2 separate regions of the Homo sapiens genome follow, and region 1 is linked to region 2. Evidence: chromatin contacts called from ENCODE Hi-C or POLR2A ChIA-PET data. All regions are on one chromosome and are shown on one strand. The core of a region is the stretch at or near the end of the contact, and the rest is flanking DNA. Distances in the headings are between cores, read along the strand shown. Region 1 overlaps PRCP (prolylcarboxypeptidase). Region 2 has its middle 23 kb from the start of FAM181B.

What was found. A loop is a pair of places that touch in the nucleus more often than their neighbours do. ChIA-PET counts read pairs that join two places held with the same protein, here RNA polymerase II (POLR2A). Pooled maps may share reads with other maps.
Region 1: a pooled map shows a loop between it and region 2 (2.2-fold over the local background). The contact joins two enhancer-like sites. A Hi-C loop is called at or near these places in 1 of 50 pooled maps. POLR2A ChIA-PET finds 5 or more read pairs at or near these places in 2 of 52 experiments (Caco-2 and K562).

The regions. Positions count from the first base shown.
Region 1 is chr11:82,862,525-82,868,547 of GRCh38, forward strand. All of the region lies in intron 1 of PRCP (prolylcarboxypeptidase), which reads right to left. Among named protein-coding and RNA genes, the nearest start is that of PRCP, 35 kb to the right of the region's middle. RefSeq lists an enhancer at 5,049-5,308. Within about 2 kb of position 1,703, at least 4 of the 41 ENCODE cell types and tissues checked have a DNase peak (open chromatin) inside an H3K27ac peak, as active enhancers do.
Region 2 is chr11:82,753,695-82,759,960 of GRCh38, forward strand. No RefSeq gene overlaps it. Among named protein-coding and RNA genes, the nearest start is that of FAM181B, 23 kb to the left of the region's middle. Within about 2 kb of position 3,502, at least 2 of the 41 ENCODE cell types and tissues checked have a DNase peak (open chromatin) inside an H3K27ac peak, as active enhancers do.

The DNA of each region.
Region 1 (6,023 bases), core at 453-2,952, 110 kb after region 2:
ACCCTGTAAGACTTGCCTAGGTCATTCTAAAACAGATGGGACTTCCTGCACCCAGCTCTATCTACACACACAGTTCCCATTCATACCACTGGTCCCAAAACACAAGTGTCTCAAAACTTTACCTAACTGCAAACTTCCTGGTATCTATGATCATCACCATATGTAGTCCTAAAATATGATATTCTAATCTAAAGACTGTCTACTTTTCAGGAAAATAAGCAGTTTTTATGGACGAGGTATGTAATAATGATGTCCATGTGCTATAAACCCTTCCATTATACATGTTAATTTACTCAATCATTCACTCAACAAGAATCTATTGAATTCCTATTTTGGGCCAAGTACTAAGCTAAGCAATGGGATAAAGAGTTGGCTGAGCTGCAATCCCTGAATTTAACTTAAGCTAATTCAACTATATCCACTCAGCCTAAAAATGAAAGGGCAAGAAAGGCAGACAGACAGTGAAAGGAAGACGGATAAGTGATTCCACCTGCTTCCATTCAATTAGTACAGTGGTTCTCCAGGTGAGGTCCCCAGACCAGCAGTATCAGCTTCACCTGAGAACTTGCTGAAAATGCAATCCCCTTGGCTGAATCCCAGACCTACAGAATCAGAAACCATGAGGGTAAAACCCAGTAAACTGTGCTTTAACAAGCCGTACAGGTGATTCTGTAAAGTTTTGAAAACCACTGAGTTAGAATAAGCACCAAAATAGACATTAATTTGTTATTCCTTCTCTTGTTCTAGGTTTCAGAGTACCTGAAATACTGTAAGTATCTCATCATGCTGAATGAGACTCTGGTGTCTAAAGATTTGAATTACCACTGAACATACCCCCAAATATAAGCTAACTGTATCATTTGAAACTCAACATGAGAAACCACCACAGGAACACCTTTCGAAACTCAGCAGGTTTCAACAAGGGAGGAAAGACTGACTGTGTTGGACTTAAAGAAAGGAAGCTCATGGCTCTCTAACAAGATGCCTTCCCATGAGATTCTTGAAGATAATTTTGCCCTAATGATTTTCACCTCACCCACTGACTACAGAACTGAGTCTTCATGTAAACTGAGATATTGCCGTAGCCTTTAAAAGCATCCCACAAAGAAAAACATTAATAATCCAGTCTAAAATTTTCAGATTTGAAAACATGGGTATGTGTTTGTATATGTCATGCTAAATATAACTGATATAAAGTTCTTGCCAGAGAAACACTTCCATCTAGAATCACAAGGGCCACAAGAACTTCAGAACCAGAGAAAGCCAAATTCCCTTGTGTGGCCATGCCCAAGGTACTCCTGCTCCCAGCAATCAGCCTTGATTGTTAAGATTGGGGAAAAGAGAGAGGAACCCTGGCAAGAAAGCAGACTTCGGAGTTAAAAGACCTGAACTTGAATCTCTTCTAACTGTGAAGCCTCGGGCAAATTACTTAACCTCTCTGAACCTTAGTATCTTCCTGTATAAAATAAGGATAACCACATACAATTCAAAGGATTTCTGTGAGGATAGGGAAAATGCACCTAATGTACCAGGCATAGTTCCAGATATATACGTGCTTAAAAGATGTTAGTTCTCCTCTCTATCCCATTTGCACACCAATCCTAAGCACGGAGTACTTAGATGGGAGACAGATTAAGTTCTTCACAGAATTACAGGACCTTAGAATGTCAAAATCTCCTATTTTCTGAGTGCTTCACCTAGGTGCTAAACAACTGGAAATACGTAGTGAAATGTTCTTTGCACAACATGAATTTACAGAATTTCCTTGGCTCCTTCCTATCATCAAGGATATCAACTTCTGGCTAGATAACTAGATAGTTTTCAACACCTAATGGCCAGGCACACTAGGGGCAGCATGCCCTCTGCTGTTGAGAAGTGGGACCCACGTGCCACTCCCTGTTCTGGGCTCCTGAATAAAGATTTTATGAATTACAACACGGAAAGGTCACAAGGGCCTTAGAAACCATTCCGTCTGTGTTGCTCAACTGAAGAAATTAGGCTCGAAGAGGTCACATGACTTAGCCATGGTCACAAGGCAGAGGCAGAGCTAGAACTTTATTTTTGCAGTTTGGTTTATTGAACCAATTAAAATAAATAATAGCATGGTAAAGACAACACCGTATGACCTTGGAAAGGAAACAAACCTCTCTAGTCATGCACAGCAGTTCTTTCTAGCACGTGGTCCTAGAAATTTCATTTTTTCTTTTTTATAATTTTTTTTATGGCCCAAGAAATTTCAAAACATGCTTCCCCACTTTACCATGTGGAGGAGAAATAGATCTGTGAGAATGGGTAGGCAAGAAGAAAAGAGACCATCCTTTAAATGATGTTTATTGTATAAAAGTAATTATTTGGACTTTAAAACCACTCAAGAATAAAGTTCGCATCCAGAAAAATCAGTAGCAACATTACATCTGTTAGTTTTGATGGCAACTTGGGGACAGCGGGGGTGGGAGAGGTGGGGATGGGAGGGAATAACACAGAGCACCTACCACGTGTCTGCCACAGTGCTGTTGCTCTACACAGATCCCTTCACCATCTCGGCAGTTACCCTCTGGGGCCACTTTCATCACCCAGTTTTAAAATAAGAAGGCTGATGCTCAGAGAGGTCAGAGAGCTTGCCCAAGGTAATGTAACTAATAATTAGGAATCAAATGTAATTCTTTTCATGTGCTTTTAACCCCTACCCAATCCCGCCTCCAAGAAAACCCAGATCTTTATACTCCTTGCATTATAACACGCTCATGCAGATAAAGCTGACTATAAACTTCAACCCTCGGTAGGCGACACTTAAGAGTGAGTATCTTTCTCCTAAATTTGCAAAATGAAGGACAAATCTCCCAGCCATTTACTAACAGTTACATTGCAGAATATGTGGAATGTTGGTCTTTTCACTGACCTGACAATAATTGTTACTACACTACTATTGCTAACTCCATTAGGCCACTGATAAAACCAAAATCACATTGGCTCCTTCTTGGCAGCCTTCGGTTTTAGAAAATTCAGTATGCAGTTGGATTTATTCAGGCACCCAGACATCTAATAACAGTTAACTAAAATTTTACTAAAGATACAAAAAGTATACCCAGAGATATACATGACCAAAAAAATTAACTTACGCCTCCAATAAATCAAAGCACCTTAAAGGAGTTTTTCATGTGCTCTGGTTTCCAACTCTAATGCAGAGATCTAAAATAAAATAAGACCCTCTTTCTCCCATTTGATGTGTGTGTCTTATATTAATTTGGGGATTGTGGGGTTACATTCCATTAGAGTTCTTAAATGGAGACTGACAGCTTTCTGGGCAAGCTTGATATGCCCTGAAAGGATGGACACTTTTATGTTAGAAGAACACGGGTTCCCAAAGAAGGACTAAAACATGGAAGGAAGGTGGAGTTTAGACAAGCCCTAGATCTACAGTTGGAGAAGGATGGATGTCTAGGAGTGGATTCCTACTAAGTTGTCCCTCACACATGGGCACCCTAGAGGTAGGACAAGATCAGAGAGCAAGCCACATCTTATGAGTCAGATCTCTGGCTCTTGGATGACTCCTGGTTTATTTCTTCTTTATTATGTCAAGGCCTTTCAAAAACCCTGCTTAAATGTTCTACCTTTACTCATCCATACAATGAAGATACCAGAAAGTATTGGAGATTAAATTTGACTTAAAGAATTAAAGAGGAAACGGTATCCCCCAGTGAGTGTAGTGGTAGCAAAGGAAATGTTTACAAGTCCCTCCAAGAGGAAGGTGAGTCCAAGAAGATACTGTCCTCCCTTCCCACGAAGATGCTCTCGTCATTGCCAACCTTAGAGGGTCGAGCTTCCATCTTAACAAAAAGGGTGGAAGTCCTCTCAGAGATATGCTTCAAAGGCAATCATCTTCGTATGTAATAAGACACTGCTCCTCTTTACACATACTTCTATAAGTGTTAACCAGGAGACAGAACTGCATTCCCTGACTCCTATGCTTTTTTTTTCCTAACATGCCCCTAATCTTAAAAATGAGACTCTTAGAAATAAATTTATTTAAAGAGAAAATGGTAAATGAGAAAGGGAAGCAAATAAGTGATAATGGGAGAGTCCATCATGGGGAAAATTTAGTGCCCCAGCCTCCTATACTCAGATGGTTTGAAAGGCAAGAACACAATAGCTACCACAGTGCCCTTGTACATGGCAGATACTTTATAGATAATTGTTTTTAATTTTTTTTTTTTTGAGCCGGAGTCTTGCTCTGTCACCCAGGCTGGAGTGCAGGGGCGTGATCTCGGCTCACTGCAACCTCCACCTCCCGAGTTCAAGCAATTCTCCTGCCTCAGCCTCCCAAGTGGCTGGGATTACAGGTGCCCACCACCACACCCGGATAATTTTTGTATTTTTAGTAGAGACAGGGTTTCACCATGTTGGCCAGGCTGGTCTCAAACTCCTGACCTCAAGTGATCCACCTGCCTCAGCCTCCCAAAGTGCTGGGATTACAGGCATGAGCCACCGCGCCCGGCCATAGATAATTGCTCAACTGATGCAGTTTAAATCTTCTAAGTAAGTGGTTCTTGTGTTTCTGATTATGAGGTTCCCTTCTTAATGTTAAAATTATCACAGATGTGTTATATATTAGTAGCCAGTGCTTGAGAAAATATGAGAAGCTATTATAAATTCAATAATGGTATAAATAAATATCACAACAGCATCTATCTATGTGGAAAAAAAAATTGTGCTTAGTAACCAAATGGGGAGAGAAAACACCCTCTCGAAAAATTCTGCAGTGCTTAATAACCTTTCTTTCCTCAAACCAAGAACTCCTGGGCCCAGAGGGGGAATTGCTAAGTTATCAAAATGCTGTGAAACCAAAACACTCTTTGCTTTACTGCTAAAACAGAGGTGAAAATATCCTGCCGTTGAGAATACCTAAAATGCTCCAGTAAATCAAGAAATAACATGTTTTGACAAATAACAGTTAAGTGTTTCATTAGAGGGAGATTCTATCTGTTGGTCAAACAGCTCTGTGAAAGCACCACATAATCAATGCCTTCCCACGGCTTCAGGAAGCTTTGTACTAGAAGAATTACCGGGCCACAGCTCAAGCTCCCAAATTAGAGATAAAGTGCTGCTGTAATCAAGCACTGCATATAAATTTTAGGAAATGACACACCACCAGAGGGCGCCCTTATATAAGTAGTAAAGTCGGAAAGACCATTACTTTTTTTTTGTTTGTTCTCTAAGAGACGGGGTCTCCCCTCTGTAGCCCAGGCAAAGTAGAGTGGCCAGATCATAGCTCACTGCAGCCTCGAACTCCTGGGCTCAGGCGATCCTCCTTCCTAAGCTCGAGAGTAGCTGTAACTAAAGGCGCACACCACCACACCCGGTTTGTTAAGTTTTAAATTAAGTTTCAGAAAATCTTAGGACAGAAAGGGAACTTAGATCTCAAGTCCAAACTCTTGGATAAAAAACAGACACAGAGGCCAATTATTTTAAATCTTTCTTTTCTAAATAAATATATTATATGTTCACATGATTGAAACAACAATCATCCCCCTTCTTTTTAAAGTCAGGATTCAAAATCTGTGCTGTCAGAAACCAGGATATTGGTTACCAGTGCAGGGGAAAACTGACTGTAAAAGAGAATGAGGGGATTCTGGAGTTAGGATAATGCATTGTTCTGTATGTATAATAAGATAATTCAAAAGCAGATTGATAAACATTTAAAATCTCATTGAAGATATATATTATTTTACAAGATACATGTTTATATTTCTATTTCACTATACAGGCATATGTAAATTATATTGCACTAAATCACATTAATATTAAATTTTTCTTTCATTTAAAAATACTTATTGAGTGCTCACTAAAAGGCAGGTATTAAGAAAAAAACTAAGATACAATTCCATTTCTCAAGTTCTGGAGAATCTAACAGAAATGATTAATGTGCTAGTAAACAACCAAGCAGTGGTGTGGTTAAGTTCTGTATACAAAGCACTGTGGGAGCTCAGAAGCCAAAGTCACCACCCTGCCTGAGGAAATTACAG
Region 2 (6,266 bases), core at 2,252-4,751:
GTTGATAATGGGGGAGACTATGTATGTGTGGGGGCTGGGAATATATGAAAAATCTCTGAACTTTTTGTCTTAATTATGCTGTAAACCTAAAACTACTTTTAAAAAAATACATTCTTGAAAAATTTCAGGGTAGCTTAAATAGTACTATATGTTTGGAATGTGAGGTGAGAGGCAGGGAGTAGAGGGGGAGAACACTGGAAAGGGTGGCTTGAATGCTTGATGGAAAGGAGCTTAGACTTGATCTTATATGGTGAGCCATTGGAGATTTCCGAGCAGAGGAGTGTATTTATCTTTCTATTCCATGGTGTGTGGCACATTGCCTTGTTCTTGGTAGCACTTTTTAGCATTTGTCACTTTCCTGGCACAAGAGGGGACTCTGGCCCCCAACCTGAAGCCATCCTCTGTTTACACAGGAAAAAATAATTCCCCATCCTCTTGCATATACCAATTTTCTTGCCAGCCTCTCTGCCAAATCCTCCCAGGTCTGTGAGCAATTTTTCTCTTTTAACTGAGGCCAAATTGCTGCCTCCATGTTGTTGTCACTGCTACAGATCCTACTAATTTCTTTTTTGAGAACAGAAGACAAATAAGTGCTGGTCCAGTGGAAGAAGCATTAGCCTGGGAGGCTTAAGGAACCAGAGTCCTAATCCCCACTCCACAAGTACCTAGAGTGTAACTTTGGACTATATTCCATCTATAAAATGAAGAGATGATCTCTACCTTTCCTTCCAACTTTCTGAGTGTCTGATTTTAAGTACAGGGTCAACCCTCTTCAGCTAGGCCAGAGATGGATATATCTGCAAAGTTCTGCTTTACCATGTGACAGAATAATTCTTTGTGATTGTAATCTGTTTTTATTCTCCCTGTACTTTGCCTCACGTCTCCACATTCCACCTCCTCCTTACCCATTCTAGGAAGATTGCCAGGAACGGTAGATCTCTGCCTAAAGGGAGTTTTGTGCTGCTAAGTTAGAAGCAGAAGTTGCTGAAGGAATTTCTCTCTGCCAGTGTTCTTTGAAATCCTAAATGCACCGAAGATACTAGGCTACTTGTTCCACTGGGATGCAGAGAAAAGAACCTCTTAGTTAGGATGTCCATAAAATCGAGCTTCTGAACAAGGAAATTTTTGAATACAAGGTAACATCATTTAGAATTACCCTGGATGGTTCACGGCAAACTGTGTGATGTAGTCACCCTTCACCACCATCAAATTCAAGAAGAAATGTAACCTCACTTTCCACTCTCTTGTATGGACATCACTTATCCATCTTCACACTCTTTCCACTGAGCCCAGATGAGCCTAGAACCCCTCTCAACATAGTGCTCCTGACATTCACTACTCATCCATTGGTGTTGACCCTTGAGTTGTTATATTTTTATTACAGATATTCTTGTAATAAAAGCCAAATGTAGTGGATACCATGAAGCTCTGCGCAGATCCCACCTAAGGGCTGATTAACCCGTCCCCTAGCTGCTGAGCTGGCTGGCTACTAATGGCTTACAGCTGGCCCCCTCACCAAGCATTGAACCTCTGCTGAAGGAAACTGGATTAGCCAAATTCATACCCCTTCCCAGGCGCACCAGAGACCAATGACTGGCTGATGCAGGGATACAAAGGCAAAACCTCTCTTTCCTCAACTTGAGTCGGGCCCCAAAGGGCATTCCAGCTCCAGAGCTTCCCATGGGATTAGCTCAGGCTGATGACAAGTCAGTTTCTCTTTTCATCCAATCTTGACTTCCTCACTTCGTACATATGCATCCTTTAAGAGTCCTTCTCAATCAACCTTCTGCATACAACTCTCCGTTTCAAGCTCTGTTTCCAGGGAGCCCTGTCTAAGCAACCAAATCACCCCTATGCTATTAGCAAGAAGTAAACTCTGAGGTTGACTTCCTAATTTCTACCTTAATGATGTGGATCAACTGGCATACTTATTAAATTTAGTTGAAACTGGTTTAAAACTGCCCTGGAAAATGCGTATCCCTTCACTCTTTACGCTCAGAAAAGTGAAACTCCTCTCACTCTTTGGTCTCTAGTGGAAACGTTAGCTTAAAGAAACAGGGTTGCTACGTGGTCTCACAGCCATGTAGAGGAGACAGCAGACCTGAGTTTTACTTCTGCCTTTGCAACTAACCCTATGATGTACACAAATTACTTCTTTTCTTTAGATGGTCCAAATTTACATATAAAATATGGGGGTTACCAGAAAAATTATCCAAAACTTGGAATGGAGGCAGAAAGTTTAGTTCCACATTCTTTCAATGTTATACAGGAAAAAAGAACAGCCAAAGATTGTCTAGAGGAATGTATTTCATTCTTCTCACTACTTGCTATTAGATTTAGTACAATTATTTTTTACTTGGTAGAGTTTTTTCTGGTAGATATGCAAATAATTTCTGTCAATGGAACAGATGACCACGATGATATATATCTCAGTTCTTTGTAACTAATGAACTTTCCTAACATTTCATATATATATGTGTGTGTGTATATATATATATATATGTATATATATATATATATGTATATATATCTGACTTCTTAAATGTTCTTTGAACCAGTCCTAACATTTCAGTGGTTCTCTTACTAATTAATGAGTTAAACAATTTTTTACATGTGGTCCATATTATATTTGCTTAAGAGTCATGATTTCACCTTTTTGAAAACGTACTTCCACAGTCTTGATCTGCCCCATGATACTGGAAGAAAACCAATACACACACCCACCTTGAGGACTCAGAATCTCATGGTACTAATGTAACACAAAGACATCTAGGACTCCCTTCTGTAGAAACCTTTTGGACCATTTTAACTTTCAAAGAGTACTTAGCAATACCAGAGTAACCGTAGCCACCATCCTTGATCTCTGTGTGGCTGGGGCAGGGTTGGGAGAAAGAATAACACAACCAAGGCTTAGTGAGAGGGACTTTCCCAAAGTTTCCCAAGGTCTGAGAGACATAAGCATTATCAGAGCTGAGATTCAAACCTGGGCCGGTCTAGCAGTAAAGGCAGTACCTTAACTACCACTCCTCATACCATCATGCTATGTCTCATGTGCTGATATTCCCAACATATCACATGTGCCCAACACATACACATTCAGTGCATACCCCGCACAATTAAGAATTTTAAAGTACAGCTATTTCTAAAGGATCACATTTATTTGATGAACCTCAGTTCAGAGCTCTGGAAAAGACAGACATCCTAGAGCCAAACAGGTCTATGCTGCATCCCATCGTTGCCATTTAGTGGCCAATTAGCAGTGTAACCTTGAACCAGAAATGAAAGCACCTGAGCTTCAGTTTCCTCCCCTGTCATATGCAAATAATCCTCATAGCTTGTTATAAGAATTAAAGTAGAAAAAGTTTGTTAAGGCACTTAGCATGGAGTTTAGCTCAAAGATGCCCCCACCCACTGTCTTTCCTTCCCCTCTCAGAGGACCTGGAGGGCTTTGAGGGCTTGGCTGTGCTGCAGCTTCGCCCAGCCCCCACTCCAGCCACTCAGTGATCAAGGGATGGGAAAATCGCTCTCTTCAAACAGGTGTCACTGTTCTAAACCTACAGTCTCATTTCCTGATCGTGTCTTAATCTGCTCGTCGGTGGTGAAAGTTGATTTCTTGCACATTCTTATATCAGTGGGAATTTCTGCCCTTGGCTGACAGGCATTATGGGCTGGCTTTGACATACAGCCCTACAGGGCCTGAACAGCCCCTATTCTTTCCCAGTCCTGAAAGGGAGCTTTGTGCCAAGGATTCATTAAACTGCACTGCACAGCCCCTTCCTAAATGGGGCTCAATAATGAACAGTCGATTTAACTGGAAAAGCTGCTGGAGCTGTTAAATTAAAGGGAAATAAAGTGCACTTTAGGCTCAGTCTGCCAGAAGAAATGGTGACCTAAAAGGAAAATCTTCATTTTTATTGAATTGCAGTTTATAAAAAAATCTAAAATGTCCAGGAAGCTTCCCTGTGACAGGCAATGAGACATAAAAGCTCAGAATTGCAGGCTTGAGGTAGTGCTTGCTTTTTGTTCACCAGAGTCATCCCAAAGTGAATCTTAGGCTCTTAGAGGATATGGACGAATGATCTAATTTTGAGAAGGAGATAGGAGGAGACTCTGTTACATGCCACAAGAAGTATTGGTTAAAAAAATTTTTTTTAATATTTTGTTTAAGACTAGGCTTTCACTTTCATTCTTTGAACATTTGAAGGACCAAAGGCCATTCTTTTCAGTTTCTCTGCTGTTTCAGTCAGGGATAAGAAATATCTCTCAGAGGAAAACCAGTTCTTTCTTCATACACTACAAATCAGAGCTATATTTGATGTGAGTATTTTGCTCTGAAATCTGACTCAGTAGCCTCTCTTTTAGATTTGAGATTTTCACAAGTAGGTGTAAATCCTCTGAAGAATTTTCTCTTCAACTTCCTCTTCTAAGTTATAACTTCTTAGCATGGTGAGATAGAACTTTCACTAGTGTATGCTGAAATGCTATGATTTCCAATAACTCGTATGTGCAAGAAGCAAAAGCCACTGTGCTTTGGCAGAAAAAATAACCATATGGTGATCTTAGCTTTTCTCCACTAAGCTGCCATGAGCTGGGAATTCTTCTTAACATGCCTTTCTGTACTTCGTCTGTCTTCAAATCTTTATATAGTCTGTTCCAGGGTGTATTACAGATTTCATTACCCTAGTCAAGGTCTTTTCTGGCTTTCATCTTTAAGAATGTTTTTAACATCAAAAATGACAGTCAGTTATCACAGAGAATTTAAGGAGAAATCTGAAAAGCAGCGTGAAAAAAATAAAGACCCACTTCCACCCTCATTGTTCAGGGTCACTGGAATCCAAATACAAATTTTCAGTTGCAAAGCTCTATCGAAAAAGCAAAACTTCCTTCCTAAGAAACTGTATGCTCTCTTTCTAGAACCCACTTCATTTTTTGAATTCTAAGCCATCGATTTAGTTTCTAGGATGCAGCATCAGGCAATTTAAAGTCACCTTGAAAATACTCTAAAATTGAAAAAATCGTACATGCATGTCTTTATTTTTAATAGTAACTATGATGATCCACTAAATAGTATTGTTTTATCCTGCATCTATCTACCATAAATGAGTCACAGTTGACCAGTATAAATCATGGGCCCTCCACAACATAAAATTCTGGATTTATAGCAAAACTGCTGCCTGTGACAACTTCTGGGATAGACTATGTCCAAATCTACCCTAATGGTTATCAGAGTCTTCCTCTTCATCAGAGCAACACATAAAGTTTTATTCATCTTACATTAAAAATTGCCAGACTATAGAATAGTTATGCCATTCTGTGTGAATTCTGTGCACTTAATTACAGTTTGACATTTAGCTGTGGGGAGAATACTCATTAGAAAATGCATATATGACCAGTCCACCTTCTGCATATGGCATCAGCCATTCAAATGCATTCTTCCAGTCATGACTTATGCCTACATAAATAATCATCAACCTATTCAAAAGACATTTAGCCTTATAAAATGGGAGATAAGAGGACTTTCCAGATCTGCACTGATTGGTCTACGGTCATACCACAAGTTAAGGAGATTGTTGGTATGTTATAGCTTGTATAGAGAAAAACGACTGGGAGAAGGAGGATGATCAAAATTAAACCATGAGAGAAAGGATGCTTCCATAAGGTTCAGAACATTCTTATAGCATAGAGTGAAAAAAAAGCCCTTTATTTTAAACAGTGTATAATCTTTCTGAGGAAAGGAAAGAAGGTATCCTGAGTGCCTGACAGATATTACAACAGGTAGAGATTTAATAAATACTTGTGACTGATGTAAAAGAAAGGAGAGAAGAAAGGGAAGATAAGAAAAGCAGCGGTGGAGGGGGAAAGGAATGAGAGACAATGGAAAGAGAATGTTAGCCCAGGGAAAATTAGAAACAACTTTCTTTGAATAATTAAAGTACTGCATTTGAGAAAGAGATTAGACTTATTATTTCAAAAAGCAAATACTTCAGCTGGAAGCCATGAATAAAAAGCTAGAAGAAAATAAATCTTAAACCAATATAATGAAGAAATTCACCACAGAACTATCTAAGCATGAGATCGGCCATCTCAGAAGGCAGTGAGTTCCCTGAACTGAAGATAATCCAACATTAATTAGGTGTTTTATCTCAGGTATTTTGTAGAGATGATTACAAACACCAGATAATAAATATTGTTTCCTTGGTGTCCAATATCTGATAGATATTTTGCAAACACATACTGTTCTCTCTACTTATTCCCTTTCATTAAAT